Linked DNA regions of Homo sapiens: region 1 is linked to region 2. Evidence: read pairs that join two places in POLR2A ChIA-PET (ENCODE). Cell type or tissue: Panc1. All regions are shown on one strand. Region 1 overlaps SH3PXD2A (SH3 and PX domains 2A). Region 2 overlaps SH3PXD2A (SH3 and PX domains 2A).

Evidence for each region. Peaks named below come from ENCODE experiments on the same cell type or tissue, not always from the same donor. Only the 100,000 strongest peaks of a DNase experiment are listed, where the experiment ranks them.
Region 1: POLR2A ChIA-PET joins it to region 2 with 15 read pairs; 9 of 35 experiments call an interaction of 5 or more read pairs at or near these places.

The regions. Positions count from the first base shown.
Region 1 is chr10:103,849,030-103,851,529 of GRCh38, reverse strand. The region is part of intron 1 of SH3PXD2A (SH3 and PX domains 2A); the gene reads left to right. Among named protein-coding and RNA genes, the nearest start is that of SH3PXD2A, 5.3 kb to the left of the region's middle. In Panc1, no CTCF peak of the experiment used is centred here; DNase peaks (open chromatin) are centred at 1,139 and 1,471; H3K4me3 peaks cover 874 bases; H3K27ac peaks cover 1,653 bases.
Region 2 is chr10:103,756,983-103,759,482 of GRCh38, reverse strand. The region is part of intron 3 of SH3PXD2A (SH3 and PX domains 2A); the gene reads left to right. Among named protein-coding and RNA genes, the nearest start is that of SH3PXD2A-AS1, 11 kb to the right of the region's middle. RefSeq lists a silencer at 1-112 and an enhancer at 2,243-2,500. In Panc1, no CTCF peak of the experiment used is centred here; DNase peaks (open chromatin) are centred at 152 and 1,042; H3K4me3 peaks cover 681 bases; H3K27ac peaks cover 2,500 bases.

The DNA of each region.
Region 1 (2,500 bases), 92 kb before region 2:
TGGATATAAGGTGGGGCCCTTCTCTTCAATTAGAATCCGGGCAGGAAGGCCAGGCTCAGCCCTGTTCCATGGTGACAGAGCAGTACAGGGTTGTCTTTAGGACTGCCTCACTGTAGAGACATCTACCATGTGCCCTGCAGGTGAGTTCATGGTGGGCAACGCAGGCGGGTCACTGTGAGGCAGGAGGAGTAGAGCAACTTCAGGCTGGTATCTGGTCCCCAGTAATGCTTAGGGTAATAAATTAAGGGTTGACCTTGTGGACATAATATATTCTTCCTCTGTTTAGATCATCCCAGATTTTATTCTTGGTCCTGGGAGCTACATGCTTAGGAATTGGCCCCAAACTCATTCATTTCTGTGCCCTTCTTTTTTTTTTTTTTTCTCAGCCCTTAGATTGTGACTCCAGCCCCACAGGAATGAGAATGTGCAGCCACAGCCTGCAAGGGTCTTTTTCAGGGCCAGTTCCATTATGGAATGAGTATGGTGTTGGGCAGATCAGTGCTTGAATCCTACCTGTGGCACTTCCTAGTTGTGCAACCTTGGGCTGTCACTCTGAGCCTCAGTCTCCTCACCTGTAACTTCACAGGGCTCTTGGGAAGTTGGCCTGAGATAATTTGGGGTAGTGTCTACCCAGTGCCTGACCTCACCATGGACATGCACCATATACTAGTTGCCATCTGCTGTTCCTGATCACCAAGGCACTGCAGGTGATTTAGGACCCAATCGGTCAATCTGAGAGAAAAGGAAAGACTGAGGCAAGAAGGACGGCCCAGCTTTTCACAGTCTGATGGGGAAGTGGGTTACACGCCCCATGGAAAACACCCAGCCTCCAAGAGGAACAGATAAACACAGAGCAGCTGTTCAGACCTGGAGGGGTTCCTGGAGCTGAGCATTGGGATCTGGTGGTGGCTTTCTGGTAAGCTGGGAAGAAACAGAGGTTAGGAGAGAAGGAAAGAGGTTGCTCTGGGTAAGGGCAAGGTCAAATAGGATCCTAGCCCCAAGGTCAGCACCACACATGGGTTAACACTCTTGCCTGCTCTCTCTGTCCCTCTGTCTCTCTTACACATGCACAAGCATGGGAACGGTTTCTTCTCTGGGGAGGGAAGTGATCGAGGGGTGATTCACGGGTCTGACAAGGCTCCCTGCTCATGGAACAACCAACCACACCCTTCAAGGCTGTTGGAACAGGGAGCACAGCCAGCCATTTATCGCAACCCTGTGTTGAGCTGAGTGAGGGCTTTTGGGGGGCAAACCAGGGTAGAAATTACCATGTGTGGTGGCAGGCAGAGGGGAAGGGAAGAGAAGGGAAAAATAAACCTATTTGATGTCAGAGGAGACCGATTCCAGCCCAGAAATACAAGCCCCAGCTGCTGCATTTTCCAAAGAGATATTCCGGGGCCAGCATGAGTTAACTGACCGTGGAGGCTATGAATTAGGGAAGTGTTGTTAGGACTTCTGACTTTGGGTTTGCACAGCAGTTCCCTGTAAATTGCCTTCTAATTGCCTCAGCCTGAGTCACTGACCAGACTATTTCTTGGCCAGAAAAAGTCTAATGGGCAACTGTGTTCTCTTTTACCTCTTAATTAAACAAAATGAAACAAATAATAGAGTTATACACATGGTAGTCCCACTTACTCCTCTCGAGTTCTGAGAATCCAGGAAAGGGATAGTAGATTAGGATAGGGACCCAGGGGACAGGAAGGACAAGGGGTGTGTGTGGGAAATGAGGTGGAGATTCTGGCTTTGGAAATAGGTTCTGAGTGAGGGCCAGAGGTGTTCTCTGCCATGACAATTGCCAAAAATAATGGAAGCGCCCAATAGAGTGATCAGGGCTTCCAGAGGCGGATTCCCAGAGCAGCGTGCTACTTCCTGCCTGGCCCGGGCTTCTGCTGCCTGTAGTGCAGCCAGTCACAGGTGGGCAGGTGAATGGAAGGTCAGGAGCCTAGCTGTGAAGGGGATGGGGGTCACATGAGGATCCCTCTTGTGCCTCTGGGTAACCCCCAGGCAAGTCACCATATCAGCCGCAGAGACTGAGCCCCTGCTGTGTGCATGGTGCCGGTCAGAGTCCAGCAAGGCTGTCCAGACCCCATAAGAAGGGGGAGAACTAACATACAAGCACCTACTATGTGCCAGGCAATGCAGAAGATGCCTTTAGAGGCGATTTTACTTGAACCTCATAACAACCCCATGCGGTTAGGTAGGTGTTTTTATTCCCATTTTATAGATGGGGAAATTGAAGCTCGGAGGGTTCGTATCATTCTACTCAGAGTAATTCTGTGGCAGGGCTGGGATTCTCACCCTGGTCTCTGACACCCACATCTGTGAGTGCCACTTCTTCCCCATCAGAGCTGGCTTGGTGAGAGAGAAAATAACCAGTGAGTCCAGGCAGCACCACCTGGGGATGAGGGGTGCACCTGGGAGGCTGTGTTGTCCCAGAGCACCTGTGTGCCGTATCCCTTGGCTGAGCATTGGGATATCCTGGCCCCACCACTCGCTGCCG
Region 2 (2,500 bases):
GGCTTCCAGAAAGCCCTTCATCCTAATAGCTGAGTTAGTCCCATGCATCGCTATCCATATCCCCAGGTTGATGAGTCCTGGAGAAGTGAGATTGCTTAGGGAGAAAAGTGAATCTATAACCATAATCAAGGTAGGCGTTGCCAGCCTGCAGACAGCCTTGTGACCTTATGAGCTTAGAGGTATATTTTTAGTCAGCAGGCATGCTTGCTTCTTTTGTACTGACTCGCCAGTTTACGTAACGGCCCTGTAATGAAGAGGCAGTTTGGAGCCACAGTGCAGAGGGTGCTGGGTGAATTGCAAGCATGTTCTCCGGGGCCTTCCTCTCCCAGCCCCCAGAGCCCTGTGCAGAAGATCCGGTATTTGTTCCAGCATAGAAGGAAGCAGGGGGAAGGGATGTCTTTAACTAGAGCTGGTCCGTGGCCCGCTCCCTGGGCTATAGGTGTCTGTGTGTGTCTCCACCAGGCACCAGCTGAGAAAGCCCTTCCTGAAGGGCCCTGGATGCTATGAGGGAGGTTGTGGCTCAGAGATTTCACCAGACTGCAACCCCCAAGGAAGAGAGGTTGAGAAGTTTCTGGGTCCCACAGGTGACCTGGGATGTCAGGAAAAGCCAAACTATGTGATGGAGAAGGAAAAATAGGGTCTGTTGGTAATTCTGGGGTTTAAAAAGGTCAACAAGATTATAGGCCTGAGAGGCACCGTGTGCCATCTTAAACACAGCTTTCCTCCAACCTCCACTGGAGGTATTTTGTCTTCTCTTGATGTAATTACTGCTTCCCATCCCCAAAAATCAGTCTCCTACTCTGTAATCTGGACGGGCAGTTTTCAGGGCCTGCTGTCAGCAGCTGACTCTGAACACAGCGTGGAATAGCTACATTCATTCCTTTCTATCACAGATATTTATTGAACACATACTGTGTGCCAGCTGTGGTCACTGGTGATATGACTGAGAACAAAGTAGGCCTGGTTGTGGTTCTCAGGAAGTTTACCTTCCAGTGTGGGAGTCAGAAGACAAATAGATGAGCAATTTCCAAGAGTGATGAGTGCCAGAAGGAAAAATAACCAGGTCATGTGGCAGGTGCTACAGCTCAAGGCATCTGAAATTAGATGGTCACAAAGGGCTTCTTTGCAGAGGTGACATCTCCACTGAGTAGGTTTGGATCATCAGGGCCCAGGGGTGCCAGGCTTGGGGGGACAGCAAGAACAGTAACCTTAGTCGGACCACCGGTATATGTTTGAAGAACAGTAAGAAGTGTGTGGAACAGTGAGGAGTGCTGAGTCACCCAGAGACAGCTGGGCAGACAGGACTTGTGGAGCCAAGACACTCCAGAGCGGCTCCACCTGTGTGTTTGTGAGCTGTGCCATCTGGCCCAGTCACACGGACTCCAGGCTCTGTAGCATCATCTGTCAAATGGGTTGATCATGGTTTGGTGACATCGCAAGCAGTTAATGCATGGAAAGCGCTGTGTGGCGTGCAACGGGAGAGGACTGGTGCCGCAAGCCTGTCTGTGCTCGTGGTGGCTTTGCCGCAGGACACAGATGTGGGATTTCCTTTGCCCTCCCCACTCTGTGCTGAGTCAGCTCTTCCCACTGCAGCCCAGGCCGCAGCCCAGGCACAGCCTCACTTCCTGCAGTTCTTTCCCGGCCTGTGGTAACTTGCAAAGCAGCAAGGAGCTTGTTTCTAAAGAGCAGATGACCCAGATGGCTGATCTGGGATGAAAGGTGGGGATCCGGCCTCTGATCACATGGCAGTGTCACTGTCACTACCTTCCAGACTCCGAGCTGCAGACCCTCCAGGTCTTGCAGGGAGTAACAAGCTTTGCAGGGGTCAGCCACGCAAGGGGCTTTTTTACTTTTGAAATGTAGATCAGTCTCCCAAGCCCTTCCCCCGCGACATCCCCACATTCCAAGACCAGGAAAAGAGCCAGGCCACCTTGTTACAACTTGGTATGTGCCTTCCCAATCATTCTAGAAGGGAATCAGCTCCTGAACACCTACCCCCAACCCTCCGTCCTGGATGGATTGTATCCTAGGTATCTTCCCCAGGAACTTTCTGATCTGGGCCGAAAAGCCTGTCTCTTCTCATGGTCTCAGTCAGTCTGTGTCATCTAAGACGCAGAAAATGCACCCGGGCCTGGGTCTCCAGAGTCCTGGATTCTAGTGCACCCCATGCTAATCACCATGGCACAAAATTGAAGAAGTTAAGTTTGAGCAATCAGGGATCACCTTGCTTGTTGGCAAAGTCACCAGAAAGTGACAGGCATGATTTCAGGGCTCGGTGACACTCCTGTCCTTTACCCTCCACTCCCTCCCCCTGGAAATACATCCTTTCCTTACCTGATGCCTAAATGTCCTTTTACAAGGTTGGATCCTTTCCCTCCATGCTGAGAGAGTACAGTTATACCCTGGTGTCCCCAGGGTTGGTGCTTCCAGCCAACTCATACTCCAGCGTAGATGGCAGACTGGATGGTTACTGAGACCAGGGTTGATAGAGGTGAGAGGG